Linked DNA regions of Mus musculus: all the other regions are linked to region 3. A link is a loop called in an ENCODE intact Hi-C map of the cell type or tissue named here. Cell type or tissue: heart. All regions are shown on one strand.

What was found. Hi-C counts contacts between places; a loop is a spot of excess contacts. Peaks named below come from ENCODE experiments on the same cell type or tissue, not always from the same donor. Only the 100,000 strongest peaks of a DNase experiment are listed, where the experiment ranks them.
Region 1: it touches region 3 in a loop (6-fold over the local background); 21 of 42 quality-filtered maps call a loop at or near these places.
Region 2: it touches region 3 in a loop (2.6-fold over the local background); 14 of 42 quality-filtered maps call a loop at or near these places.

Annotation. Positions count from the first base shown.
Region 1 is chr4:115,036,541-115,041,540 of GRCm38, reverse strand. It overlaps Stil (Scl/Tal1 interrupting locus), which reads right to left. Exons shown (of 17, transcript NM_009185.3): 15 at 3,011-3,203; 16 at 2,223-2,473; 17 at 1-367. Among named protein-coding and RNA genes, the nearest start is that of Gm52674, 17 kb to the left of the region's middle. In heart, a CTCF peak has its summit at 3,102 (motif pointing left); no DNase peak of the experiment used is centred here.
Region 2 is chr4:114,995,145-115,000,144 of GRCm38, reverse strand. It overlaps Stil (Scl/Tal1 interrupting locus), which reads right to left and starts at 27. Exons shown (of 17, transcript NM_009185.3): 1 at 1-27. In heart, a CTCF peak has its summit at 2,966 (motif pointing left); a DNase peak (open chromatin) is centred at 114; H3K4me3 peaks cover 910 bases; H3K27ac peaks cover 912 bases.
Region 3 is chr4:115,094,577-115,099,576 of GRCm38, reverse strand. No RefSeq gene overlaps it. Among named protein-coding and RNA genes, the nearest start is that of Pdzk1ip1, 8.4 kb to the right of the region's middle. In heart, a CTCF peak has its summit at 2,214 (motif pointing right); DNase peaks (open chromatin) are centred at 2,936, 3,586 and 3,636; H3K4me3 peaks cover 1,969 bases; H3K27ac peaks cover 2,533 bases; H3K27me3 peaks cover 1,220 bases.

The DNA of each region.
Region 1 (5,000 bases), 58 kb after region 3:
ACTATCTGCGTGGCTGGGAGGCTCCTCTTCATCCTCACTATTGTCACTGCTTTGTAAGAGTCCATACCTCTTCATGTATTTTTTGGTTGCAAATGACATGTTGCTTGGTGAAACTAAGCTAAGCCCCACTGTACTCCTGTCTGAATTAATATGTAGAAGGCCGACAGAGGAGTCACCGTTATTCTGCTTTGACCGAGCAAGAGACAGTTGTGACAGCTGGTTTTCACTTAAGTACTTCAGAGCAATGGCATTGGCCTCCATGCTCAGATCCACACCAGTGGGACTTAGGCTGCTCATGCCAACATTACCAAACGACATGTAGTTTAATCCAGAGATCACTGCTTCCGGGCTGATGCAGGCCAAAACACTGAAAGACACGGCAAAGTAAGGCAGCTTTTTTACCTTATTCAAAATAGCAAAGAGTTTCATTCTGCAAAACTAATAAAAGTTTCCACTTTAATCTTACGAAGGCTTCTAAACTGACTCCCCAGACTTAAGATGGTGCAGGCACAGATTCAGAGCATACATTATAACCAGGAGGTGGCCCATCTTCACGGTCTGAATGCAAATTACTGACTGACTTGCCAGTTTCAAAGTTTTACAAACAGCATGGCCATAGGATGGCTATTGTGAAGAAGCACCATTGCCAAGCTAGGTGTGGTGCTGCAGGCCTGCTATCCCAGCCCCGAGGAAGGATAATCAGTTAAGGCCAATCTAGGCTACACAAAACCTGTTAAAAAGCACAACAAGCCAAACCAACACCCAACACCCCCACTCCCAAAAAAAAAACCAACAACAAAGAAACCTAAAAAAACCAAACCAAACCAAACAAACAAACAAAAAAAAAACCCCAACGTTCTCCCAAATACAAAGTACAACAGAACAGAAAGCAAAAACAGAAAGAAAAGGAATACATTACATTATCCAATATTCACTCCCTAATGGGAGTCTTAATCATGCCTGTAATAAGAAGCTGAGGCAAGAGAATTATGAACCTGGTCTACACAATGAGTTGCTCAAACAAACACGATTCTGCATGGGAAGCATGGGAAATTATGAACCCAAGCAGATATATAAAGTTCTTTCTCATGCTTTTTGTCCTTAAGCATTACCTTAATTTTAAGTATATAAATGTCTTGCCTGTGTGTACATATGTGCATCCTATACATGCCTGTTACCCGAGACTAGGAGAGAGCCCTGGAGCCCTTGGGATTGAAGAAATCACTGTGTGGTCACAGACGTCTGAGTCTGTCTCTTAGTATAGAAATAAAAAAATTGTCAGGGCTTCTGGGATGGCTTAGTTGGTAAAGGCATTTGCTGTTGAGCTCAATGACCACATGGTGGAAAAAAACTGACTCTAAATTGTTCCCTGATATCACAGGGAGAGAGAGGAGAGGAGAGAGAGGAGAGAGGAGAGAGGAGAGAAAGAGGAGAGAGGGAGGAGCAAACAAGTGTATTTTTTTAAAAGAGAAAATATTCAAAAGTGTTAGCCTCATTTTCCTGTACTATTGGTAAAGATTAAAATGAATATAAATATTCGGCAAGCAGTGATAAAGCACCTATTTTTTTTTTTTTTTTTTAAGATTTATTTATTTATTATATGTAAGTACACTGTAGCTGTCTTCAGACACTCCAGAAGAGGGCGTCAGATCTTGTTACAGATGGTTATGAGCCACCATGTGGTTGCTGGGATTTGAACTCCTGACCTTCGGGAGAGCAGTCGGGTGCTCTTACCCACTGAGCCATCTCACCAGCCCCCTAAAGCACCTATTATAACTATTTAAACAAGTACTTGCAGAATGACATATACTTAGCACTTAAACAGTACATAAAAGTTCAGAGAGCATGGGGGCTCAACATACTATATAGTGCATGGGTACAACAGAATATAATGCAGCTATAAGGCACAGGGAAGGGCCTGTGAAGATGCGTCAGTGCCAAGAGCATTTGCCGCTCTTCTAGAGAGCCGGTTCAGTTCCCAGCATCCACGCAAATCACATTTCTAGGAGAATGTGAAAGAAACACACAAAGTAACCATGACTACGACACACTGAAGAATTTGAGGGAAGGGGAACTTTTGTATTTTATCTTATATTTGCATTCTACATACAGAAGGCTTTCAATAAACAGTAAATGAGCAGGCCTGGGACGCAAGCACACACTTTCCAGGAGTGCTGCAACATACCTAACATTTATTCATCTTCAAAACAAAACCTAGTTACCTGGCATGATCCACTTTCTGTTCATTTTTCTTCACTTTAGTGGGAGAGTCGATTTTCACTCCTAGGCTCCTTAGCTGTTTAATAGTTGCACTGAGTACACAATCTTTGTCTACCAGTCCTGAATTGTGTCTTTTTTTCCTTGCATGGTGAGTATTTTGGGTCTTGGCGCATTCACGGTTGGTAACTACCGCTTTGGTAGGTGGTTCTTCGGTTTCTTGGGAGGCGTTACTTAGTAGGTGGTTCACTTGGCCCTATGGAAAGAAAAAGAATGCATCTAAAAATCACTAACCCTTTGAAGATTAAAAAAAAAAAGATTTGTTTATTATTTATTTATGTGCCCGTGTGTGCCTTCGTAGGTGGAATGTAAGTGGTTGTGAGCCACCTGATCGGGAGTCTTCTAATAGAGAGCAAGCTTTGTGAACTGCCCTCTCTCAAGCACACAACTTTAAGATTTTAGGAAACTGTCACAAGGAAGGCTAAATATTATCTTGTCAAATTCCATAAATTACCTAGTATACTTGTAATTACATAGGTTTTTCTCCTTTTTTAGAGCCAAAATTTCAAGAACAAACAAATGTTTGCTCTTACTAAATATCTGATGACTTAGAAAGCTTACCATTTATGTTATCAAAATTTACGAAAAATCTAAACAATTACATATTGTAATTATTGTTAGTGGTCAAAGATGACTCTATTTCAAGATCTCATTCAGTTTAAATCTATGGAAAGCTTAACTAGTATTTCTTATATTAAATAAGCACTTCACAAAAATAAAATGGTCTACTTACCAACAAGTCCTGGTAAATTTTCTGGTTATCTGATGGCCGGTAAGGCTCATCTTTTGTTCCCTGTGGTAATTCAGTGCTGTTACTGGCTCCCTCTGTTGGCGCAGTCTGTAAGCACATGCTCACACTTTCAGCCAGCAATGCATTTGGGAAGAACACAGGAACACCAGGTTCTTTGCTCTGCTCTGAAGAGCTGCTGCAAAGGACACGCAGGGTCAACAGACATCGCAACACTTTTAACATAGACCTGAAGTGCAGTTCTTTGGGAAGAAAGTTGTAAATCCCAAGCAGCGTTTTGCGTGTCAGCTCTTCCAGATCACCATACTGTTTTATTTTAACTTATCTTTCATTGAAGGTTAGAAACAAACTACTGATGCTGTCTACATCTGACGCAGAAAAACCTTTTAGGCTATCTAAACAATTTAAGTATATAATTTGCTCATTTGAAGTTTTAAAATTGAAAAGATCCTTGTCAATTCAAGGTTCATAAGCCACAATTATCATATTATTTAGTTGGTGGTATTACTTTATGTTTTTGGTTTCTTTTTCAACTTTATTTAGAGTTTTTATTACTTTCAAAATTAGAAAAGATAGAATGACTGGGAGGAGCAGCACAATAAGCGCATTTCTTTCCTTTTCTTTCTTTTTTTTTTTTTGGTTTTTTGAAACAGGGATTCTCTGTGTAGCCCTGGCTGTCCTGGAACTTACTCTGTAGACCAGGCTGGCCTCTAACTCAGAAATCCGCCTGCCTCTGCCTCCCAAGTGCTGGAATTAAAGGCATGTGCCACCATGCCCGGCTTTAAGCGCATTTCTTGTTAAAGCACTAACCTGTGGCTCTTGGAGAAAATAGAGAAAAGTGGCTAGGTACGGTGGCACATGACTGAAGTTATTATGTGTTTATGTGCCTGTGTAAGTTTATATGTACCATGTGCATGCAAAGGCCCAGTGAGGCCAGAGAAAGTCAGGCCCCCAGAATTGAAGTTGTAGGTGTTTGTTACATGTCTGAGCCAGAAAAAGAACCAGGGTTCTCTATCAGAATAGTTAGTGTTCTTAACCCCTCAGCCATCTCTCCAACCTCCAAAGATTTACTCTATTTTTACATTAGGTGCATGTGTGTGTGGGTACCTGTGGAGGCCAGAGGCATTAAGTCTTCCTGGGCCTTGACTTACAGGCAGTTGTGAGCTGCCTGACACAGTGCTGGGAACCAAACTCAGACAGATCCTCTAGAAAACCTTCTTAACTGTTCAACGGTATCTCCAGCTCCAATGAGTGTAGTCTTGTCACTTGGGAGGCAGAAGCTGGAGAATCGAGAGTTCCAGGCTGCTAACAACCTTCCCAAGATGAAGTCAAGAGTTGTTTCTGGCAGTGTTTATTCATCCTGCAACACATGACTTCACTGCAGCCTCTGCTCTGAACATATAGCACACGTACTCTGCATTGCATGCTCATCAACACCTTGATATTTCAATGAAAGCTGTCCAAACACTGGCTCAGATTAAAGATTACTGCATGTTATGAACTACAGTGTATGTATGTATGTAAAATATATGTATTATATGTATAGATAAAGTTTTCTATTCTTATAGAAACATAATGGGTGCATGCCTTTAATCCCAGTGGATCTCTGAGTTCGAGGCCAGTCTAGTCTACAAACTGAGTTGTAGGATAGCCAGGGCTACACAAAGAAACCCTATCTCAAAAGAAAAAAAAAAAGTTGAAAGTGCCATCTCTTATAGTTTCAACTATTTAGCCAAGATTTAATTCTTTATGTAAAACTCAACAATCAGACCCATCCCATTACTATAAGTATCTTTTATCTCTGTTATCACTAAATGTTTTACATACCTACTTTATATTCATATTTACAGGGTCATGTTAAAATCTCTCAGGTTAAAGGAGTCACTTGCAGAAAGTTTAAGAAGGCCTTGCTAGCACAGCATCAGCTGTCCACAGTGGCAAGTCTGTAACTGAATTTTCTTCTACCCCTGCTCCT
Region 2 (5,000 bases), 99 kb after region 3:
TCGCTGGAGGGAACCAAAGGGCGCGCCGCGCCTGCTGATTGGCCAGAAGCCCGGCCAGTCCCGCTGCAGGGGCGGTACCACGGTCGTCACGCAACGTCTCAACTGCAGACTGCTGTGACGACCAATCGGAGCCCAGCCTGGGATTAGCGCTCGCCCTATCCCAAGGTTCTTTAAAGAACCGAGGGCGCCATCGCAGCTCTGTGTCACTACTCAGAGGATTTAAACCTTCATTTGGTCAACGGTTAAGTTCCGGTTTGGCTGGCATTGGCCAAACGCATGCGCAGTTAAAAAAAGAAATCCCGGCTGGTTTGCTGGAAGTGCTTCCTGCACAGATTGTGGTCTGACTGCTGGGATCCACTTAGCCAAGCTTGGTTCTCCCCTGTAATTCCTGCGCTCTTCCGAGGCAGGTGCTGAGACAGGAGGCTCGCCACGAGTTAGAGACAAGCTGGAATTATTTAGAGACCCTGTCTCAAAAGACTAGAGTCGAGTGTGGTGGTGCGCCGCCTTAGTCCCAGCTTTGAAGAGGTGGGTGGAGGCAGAGAGGTCTTCTAAGCTACGAAGCAAATCAAAGACCAACTTGGTCTGCATGAGACCCTGTCTCAGGAGAAAAAAAGTTTTCAAGCCCTTAGATGATCAGAGATAGAGGAGGTTAAATTTGCTTTAAGTTGTTTCTAAAATATGATCGATCTTACCAATTTTGGGAAATTCCTTCTCGTTGAACAGAAAATACTGGTGGCTATTTATACTTATTTCCAGTGCTGATATTGGGGACAGTTGTGGTGTGTGATTTATGTGTGCGTGCTGCCAGAGGTCCATGTTGGAGATCTTTGAGATGATCAGGCATTCGTTGTAATTAAAACAAAACAAGAAAAGACTTAAATTAAAAAGGAAGCACGTCTATAGTGTTAGGGGAAGGTAGCAAACGTGTTCTTAGGATTAGTTCATGTTACATTAAACTTTGTGTATTTTTTAAAAGGCAGGTAAAAATCTAAATACATAAAAGACTTTAAATTAATAATGTATCAATGTTGGGTTAATAGAAACAAATGTACATACTTATATAAGATGTTAAAAAAAAAAAGAGGAAAGTGCGTGGGAGGTGTGCTTCATTTATTTTCTGTATATCTGAGACTGTTCTGGGAGGCTAGTATGCAGCTAAGTAGTAGTGTAGGACCCCAGCATGTGCAGGGTCCTGGGTTGAGTGACTAGCACCACACACTAAGTAAATACTTTTAACAGGTAAAATCTGGGGCTGTAGAGATAGCTCAGTGGTTAAGAGCACTTGCTGATCTTGCAGATCATCTTGGTTGCCGGCATCCTGGTTAGATAGATCACAGTTGTCTTCTGGCCTCCTTGGGCACACCCATCCCTGGCTGCCACACATGCATAGCCCATAAATAAATCTTAAAAGGTTATGAAACCCAGTGCTTGTGGTAGTGCACACCGTTAATCCCACCACTGTGAGTTCAAGGCCACCGTGGTCTACAGAGCTAGTTCCAGGACAGCCAAGGCTGTCTTGGAGATCCCTGTCTTAGAAAAAAAAAAAAAAATCAGGAAAAACAAGAGGAAACATCGGAGAAGCTGAAGCATCATGAGAACTCAAGTGTCAGCAAATGGTGAATTAAACATTTTATTGGCACTGGACTTCTAAGCAGGATGTATATGTAATGTTATGCATAAATACTTGTGTGTTTTGAGACAGGGTCTCATACAGTCCATGTTGATCTTGAACTATGGAAGTAAGGATGACCCAGATCTTTCTACCTATGCCCTTCAAGTGTTGGGATTATAGGGGTGGGCCCCACACCTGGTTTATGCCATTCTGAGGCTTGAACCCATAACTATTGTGCATGTTGTATAAGAATCCTGCTAGCCAAAAAACAAAACAAAAAAAAACTACTAAAAAAAAAAAAAAACTGGGTGTGGTGGCGCACACCTTTAATCCCAGCACTCGGGAGGCAGATTTCTGAGTTCGAGGCCAGGCTGGTCTATAGAGTGACTTCCAGGACATCCAGGGCTATACAGAGAAACTCTGTCTTGAAAAAAACCAAAAAAAAAAAAAAAAAAAAAAAAAATCTTGCTAGCTAAGCTACATCCCCTGCTCTGGTGCATAATTACTTTATATCAAAATGGAAAATGGTTGCCCTTGGCAAACAAGATGACTGCCCTGAAGACAACCCGGGTGTTCTTTTTAGTTAGTTTTCTTTGCAGTATTGTGATTGGCATGTTAAGGAAGTAAGTGCTCTGAGCTACATCCTCTGCCCCCAAACTCCTCCTTTTTTTTTTTTTAAAGAAGTATTTATTTTATGTATACATGTACACTGTAGCTGTCTTCGGACACACCAGAAGAGGGCATAGGGTTCCATTTCAGATGGTTGTGAGCCATCATGTGGTTGCTGGTAATTGAATTCAGGACCTCTCCAAGAGCATTCTTAACTGCTGAGCCATCTCTCCAGCCCATTTTTTCTTCAGAGTCAAGGTCTTAGTAAAGTCCTTAGGTTGGCCAGGAACTTGCAGTCTCCTGAGTACAGAGGCTCCTTAGTAGAGAGGCTCCCAGGCTCCTGAGTAGAGTGGGTTACAGGATATTCCATCATGCCCAAATGGCCCACCTGTAGATTCTTTACTGCCACTGCACAACACTTCACAGTTTTTCTCCAGCACGACTGCACCCGAGAACCTTCACTATTTCTGGGGGATACCATTTAAGATGAGCCTCAGAGAACACCAGAGGACCTGGCTCACCTAGGTCATATGGATAGGCATTTCTCCTATGGCTCAGCAGAAAGCTTATTTTGGTGCAAAACGAGGCCTGTGACTGATGGGACTAGAAATACTGCTGTGACTGGTGCAAATACAATTCTTCATTTGCATGCCACATCTACATAGTCCTCCTTGCTATAAAACCAGGCTATTACCTCACTTTTTTAAGCTGGCAGGAAGTACTCTTCTGTGCTGCCCCCTAGTGTTGCAACATGAGACCCAATAAAAGGCTTCTGAAAAATGAAAATTTTAATGGCTTTATTTTAAAATTGGAAAGACGATTTATTTTTAAGAAAGCTTGTATTTCCGGGTATCTTTAAATATTTTCTTTGAGTAATGTTAAATGCAACCAGCCCAATGGTGCCATTTAGTCTCCTGAAATTCATTTTCCTTATCTACATATTGTACACTGTTATGAATGAGAGTGTGTCAGTTTATTAAAAGGCAGTCAAATATTGCTGCACTAGGTATTCTAAAGTTAACATTACTAATAAAGGAACACCATGATCCCATATTTGAAGAGATTAGGGGAACTGATTTGTTAAGTCACAAAAGGCTAAAGATTATACTTTATTTCATTATAGAAATAAGAACTACAAATGCTACCAAGGACCTGTTACACACTGAACTTTGTGTTAAGTGATCATAAGTTTAAATGATGTGGCAAGCATAAAACAAGGAAAGTACTGTTTTACAGGCTAGGTAATAAGAGGTAATTATCCAAACCCAGTATGAATTATTGCTGGATTGCCTGCCAGATTAAATAGACTGACTTCATACTGTGCGATTCTTTGATCCTTATTTAAATATATATTGTACACCAAGACACTGGAGTTTCTGTGGCTACTGACCTTTACAGAGAAAGACTGCTGTCTTGCTCTTATTTGTTTCACAGAGAACCATTTCAACTGTATCATACTTAAAAAAAAAAAAGTATTATTTGGGGCTGTGTATATAGTTTAGTGGTACAATATATAAGTGTTACAATTATACAATGTACAATTATACTAATTATAATTATATTATATATATTTGTTGTACATTAGGGATATAATGTTATATAAATATATAATATAAATAAAGCTAATTATAATGGGAAAAATTCATTCACAATTCTATATCCTAACTGCTGTAGAGTAACCGTGTCCCAGTAACTGTGTTCAAGTTCACATGTTGGAAAAAAGTTTTTGAGCATGATCTCACTATGTAGCCCTGCTGACCTGAAATTCACAGCCTCTTCATCCTAAGTGCTGGCATGAAGGCTGTCAAAATCTTAACTTCCAAGGGGATGGTAGAAAGTGGACGACTGGATGAGTAGATCATGAACAACAGTACTTCCGTGTAGGAGTCCTGCTCATGTACAAGATCCCCAGAGTACTTACTTTTTCCTTTCTACCCTCGACGTCATAAGAACATGGAAGCAGGCCCTCACCTGATACTGAATTGACCAGTGCCTTTATATTAGCTTTCATCACTTCCATAACTATGAGAAATTTTGTTATTTAAAGACTACCCAGTCTGTGGTATTCTGTTATACTGGCCCAAGTGGAAAAAGACACTAACATCAATTAGTTTTGGAGAATGGAGTTTTCTTTCTTATTTTTCCTGCTCTTTCTTCTTCCTCTTCCTCCTCATCCTCCTCTTCCTCTTCTTTTCTTTCTCCTTTTCTCTTTCTTTCTGTCTTTCTTTCTCCCTTCCTTCCTTCCTTCCTTCCTTCCTTCCTTCCATTTTCTTCTTCTTTTATGAGACAGGGTATATGTAGCCCTAGGTGTTGTGAAACACTATGTAGATCAGGCTGACCACAAAGTCTCAGAGATCCTTCTCAGGGCGGGGATTAAAAACATGTGCCACCATGCCTGGCTTGGATCTTTTTTTCTCCTTATTCTCTTTCCATCCTGTCATAGTTAGCTTCAGCTGTTAACATGAAACTAGTCACCTGGAATGAGGGAAACACATGTAACTGTCCAGATCAGTTTGGCCAAAGGCCATGCCTGTGTGGGATTTCATTAACTCTTATTGGATATAGGAGGGCCCAGCCCACTGTGAGTAGTCCCATCCCTAGGCAGGTTGACCTGGGCTGGAAGGTAGCTGAGCAAGTTGATAAGCAGTGTTCCATAAGAAGCATTCCTCCGAAGACTCTGCTTTAGTTTCTGTTTTGAGTTCTTCCCCTGGCTTCACTTGATCATGGGATGCATCCTGTAAACCCTGAATCCCCTCTCTCTCTCTCTCTCTCTCTCTCT
Region 3 (5,000 bases):
AACCTCCTCCAGAAAAAAAAAATAGTACAACTTGTGTTATCTATATACTCACTGGAATGTGGTCAAACTCTGAATCCTTCCCTCCCTGCACCCCTGCTGGAAGCCATCTATTGTGGAGAGCTACACTTCAGCATCCTATCACTGTTTCTTTTTTAATTAGATATTTTCTTTATTTACATTTCAAATGTTATCCCCTTTCCTGGCTTCCCCTCCAAAAACCCCCTATGCCCTCCGCCCTCCCTCTGCTCACCAATCCACCCACTCCTGCATCCTGGCCCTGGCATTCCCCTATACTGGGGCATAGAACCTTCACAGGACCAAGGGCCTCTCCTCCCACTAATGACCAACTAGGCCATCTTCTGCTTCATATGCAGCTGGAGCCCTGAGTCCCACCATGTGATTTCTTTGATTGGTGGTTTAGTCCTTGAGAGCTCTGAGGTACTGGTTAGTTCGTATTTTTGTTCCTCCTATGGGGCTGCAAATCCCTTCAGCTCCTTGGGTTCTTTCTCTAGCTCCTTCATTGGGAACCTTGTGCTCCGTCCAATGGATGGCTGTGAGCATCCGCTTCTGCATTTGTCAGACACTGGCAGAGCCTTCAGGAGACAGCTACCTATCACTGTTTTTTAATAGTTCTCTTCAGTGGCTTCTTGTTTAAGCTGGTTGGGTTTTGTTTTTTGGTTTTTGGTTTTTTGGTTTTTTGTTTGTTTGTTTTGTTTTTGGTTGGTTGGTTAGTTGGTTTTTGTTTTTGTTTTTGTTTTGAGGGAAGTGGCGGTAGGGGTTTTAACAGAATTCTTCCATGTCCCTCTTCCTCAACAGTGCATCCACAGTCATTGATGTCACTGCCAAAGTAGCTAGTTTATTGATTTTTACTGTCCACAGAAGTGTGAATTGTGGGCTTCCACACAGTTTCACACACAGGGATCTCACTTGCAGTAGGGTCATTGACCCAGATAAGACCCTCTATTGCAGCTGAGACCACAGATATCATCATGGCTTCAGGCCACAGCATAGACCAAAGACATTGTTCAGCCTTGGCCAATCAGTTAATAAAGACTTTCTATTGGCTTAAACCCATATCCGAGCGATCTTCTCTGGTGGATCTCACGACAGTGTTTCCTTTACTGTTCACACCATCTCTGTTAGACAGCATTTACTGCCCCATTTCAATTCTAGGGGCTCTTCAAGTACTGTTGCTTTTTTTGGTGTGTGTGTGTGGGGGGGTGTATGTGTGGGTGTGTGCGTGGGTGTGTCCTTCAGAATTAGAAGAGGACACTGTGTCCCTGGAGCTACCTGGTGTGGGTGCTGGGAACTGAATTACGGTTCTCTGGAAGAACAACAGCACTCAGCTATTGCTCTTAGCCTCTGAGCCATCTCTCCAGCCCTAGCCTGGGCTCTTAACAACTCAGGGAGCACACAGCCTAAAAAAGGACCTCTGACTCAGACCAAAACTACATTCCCAATGTCCTCTCCAGTACTGACCCTGTCCATGTCCCACTTCCTGTGGTTGTAAATGCAGCTTTGTTGCACACACGGTCCCCTGGCTCCAGTATCTATCATCCTCACCACCATTCACTGGCGTTCATAATGCCTGTGCAAACTGGGTAAATCGGCCTCTCCATCTAAGTGTCACAGACTGAGGGGTGCGGAACTGGTTAGTGCAGGAGCCAGGGACCTCTCTGTGCCTGGTTCCAACATGTTTCAGCTTGCCTGGGATTGAAGCTGTGGGGATGAGATTCATTTCCGCCTTCCCCTTTCACCTTCCTTCTCTCTCCCTGCCCCTCCTTCTTTCCCTTCCTCTCCCTACCTCTCTCCTGCCCCCAGCAAACAGAGGATATCACCCATAGGATATAGCAGGAGATGCAATAAACATAGGCACAACTGAGAGGTGCCTAAGATAAGGTCTGAGTCTGGGCATGTAAGGAGATCCCTACCAGGAACTCAAAAGCTTCACTGGAACTAGGCAGAGAGGCTCACACCTGTAATCCCAGAACTCGGGAAACTGAGGAGGACCACACCAAGTTCAAGCCTGCACTCCAGATCTCTTGGTTTTTTTTTCCTTTTTTTTCTTTCTTTCTTTCTTTCTTTCTTTCTTTCTCTCTTTCTTTCTTTTTCTTTTCTTTTCTTTTCTTTTCTTTTTTTTTAAATAAATTTAAACAAAACAAAACAACTCTGCTGGTTAGCCTTTCCCATGGAGTGTAAAGCCACCAGATGGCAGCAGAGCTGCCGATTCCAAAACTGAGTATCAGATGACCATCGCTGACCTTCAGCGCTGTGGCGGGGAGGGGTCCGCATGCACATATACATCCGCATCCATGTGGGTGGGAAAATACAGACATATAGATGGACAGGCTTTTGAAGTTTATAGTCCCCTACCTTTGCATCTTTTCACCTTTGCTGCCCTTGACCCTGTCCACCCTTGTCACAGTACTAATGTTAGGTGTTCCGGTGCTGTGGGGCTCCTAAAGATGGAGCTAGAGCCGAACATAGAGAGGTAACCCACTGGCGCACTGAAGCAGGTAAGATATGTGCGGAGAAAACCCCAGGCTGGAGCTGTCTGGTTGGTGTGGGAGGAGCCTGGGAGGAAGAGACACCTTCCCAGGTGCCTTACTTCCTGGACAGTCTTAGGAGCAATGTTAACACATCAGCTACACTGGTTTCTTCCCAGTATGCCTTCAAGGACGATTTTACAGCACCAGTTTCATTGGGCAGGGAGGGACTGGGTGATCTGGAACTGTAAGGATCCCATAAACAGAGCAGCTTGGAGCCAAGCTTGTCTCCCGTGTGCTTGGACAGCAGCTGAAAGCTGAGAAGGTGGGCAAACTGTGGCGCTTAGACCCTAGGCAGGTCTGCCAGGAAACAGGTGCCTGGGCCCCAAGGAAAGTGCTGATGTCTCCAGCCGTGTGCTTGTCTTGAGGCTGGTCTAGGAGGACTAGGAAGCATGTGACTTGGCCTCACGCGCCTCTTTCCCCTGGGCTGGGGAAGGAAGCTCTGCCTGAAGTAGTTAGTAGTCTTGAAGCATAGGCTATTTCTTGCACATTACTCTGAGTATGAAGGAGGTAGCCCTGAAACTCAACCCCTTCACCTGCCACTCCATTCCACATCAGGAACCACCGTTTACTCCACAGCCTTTATCAAAACCATCCACAGTCAGCAAGTTCCCCTTCAAGACTAAACTCAAGTCAGAAGTGCTTCAAACTCTCTCCACCTGGTACAGCCTGGGTGGATGTTTCCCTTCCTGCCTGACTGCTAGAAGCAGAAGAGAAAAGAGAGGAAGCCAGCAGCGGGAATCAAGCTTGGGTGGAGAAGGAGCAGAAGACTGGGCCAGATACAGAGGACAGAAACCAAAACGTTCTAAGAGGCTAAGAAAGAGACAAAGAGAAACTGGATTGCCTAGAGGTCTTACAATGAAAGCGAAGAATGGGGCATGAGCAGGGGTGTGAATCCGTGCGGCCCCGCCCCTGGTCACTCCGGAGCTCCGGGTCCCCTCCCCAGAGGGGGCGGGGCGCGCGCCTCCAGCCCCGCCCCAGGCCCCCAGAGGCCGCCCCTAGGGACCCTGGATGCGGCCCAGTAGATGGTGGGGGGCCCAGCTGGTGCGTTATCAGTTTCTACCAGGAGCCGGACCGAGCCACCGTGCGGCTGACAGTCTGAGATTAGGCCCCGTGAGGGTCATTAAGCAGCGGCCTGGCCCTGGCCCAGCCTCCTGTCCTCCTGATCCGACCAGTTCGGCAGGTGGGAGCTGGCGATAAGGAAGAGGGTCTTGGCGGTTCTGGGGCGGGCGCTCCTTACTCCCAGCCCCTGGTCAGGATGGGAACGCGAGTGGGGGAGGAGAGCTGTAGGTCAGTATCAGCCTAGCCCCTGCAGATGCAGGCACCAAGGCTTTAGGAGCCTGGTAGGGCATCTCCGCAGTTGCTGGGGGACAGGATTAGCTTCGGAGGAAACAAGTCTCTCTTGGTAACACCTCACAGGTGGTTCCGTCCTGGCCCTGGCAAACTTGGGCGGGGATAGGGTGGGGAGAGGGGTTGATTTGAACCCACCTACACTTCCCAGGAACAACTTGAGAGCAGGGGTGGGAAGGAGTGTGATCACCCGCAAGGGAATCAGGTCTGGCTGGACTAAAGAAAGGGAATATTTGTGCCTTAGCCAAAACCTAGCCTCTACTATCTCCTGTTTCTCAGGGGAAAAAAAAAAAAAAAAACAACTGAGCTGCCTGGCTCCTGGCTTTGCTTTCTGCATTGATCAAGGAATAATTTCAGAAAGATAAGAAAAAAAGAATAGTGTTCACACTTCAAACTGGCAGAAATAGGTGAGATGGCATGAGTTACAGGAAAACAAACAAACAAACAGGAGCAACTATCAATGTCCATAAAGCTAAAGACCAGAGAGGGAAAGACTTGTAAAGATCACACAGCAAGGCAGGGAAACCTAAAACAGACGCACTACTTGTCATTTGTTGCTAAGAGCTCTACCTCTGCTGCAGGCCAGACCCTAAACTCCAGGGAGATGATTTGTGGTTACTCCTTAAGACATTCAGGCAAGCCTTAGACCACAAAGTAATTGCCATGACCCTGACAAGGATGCTGTGAAATGGTGAGAAAGGTGGCAAAGAAACAGCTTGAAACAAGGGGGTTCGGGCCACCGTCTCCACAAAGGCCTCTAGGTCTGGAAATGTGTCTATTTGAGGTTTTTACTACAGAAGGACAGATGCTGTTCAATGAGACACACAGATACAGCGGAGGAGCCGGGTCAGAAAGGTACTTGTGTCTTCTCTCCTCTGCCAGACCACGTTCCCTGATTCCCATCTCACCCAGGGCTGAGGATCAGAATACTGGTGAGGACTGGGTTCTGTTCTAGCTTTGCCAGAGATGAGGCAAATCCTCCACACAAGATCATGGAGCTTGGAGTGACAGCAACTCTCCCAAGGTCAAACAGTAGGCTGACAGGAGACTGAGAACACAAGTTTGGGCTTCCTCAGTCTCAGCCCCAGTTTCTTTCCCACCATT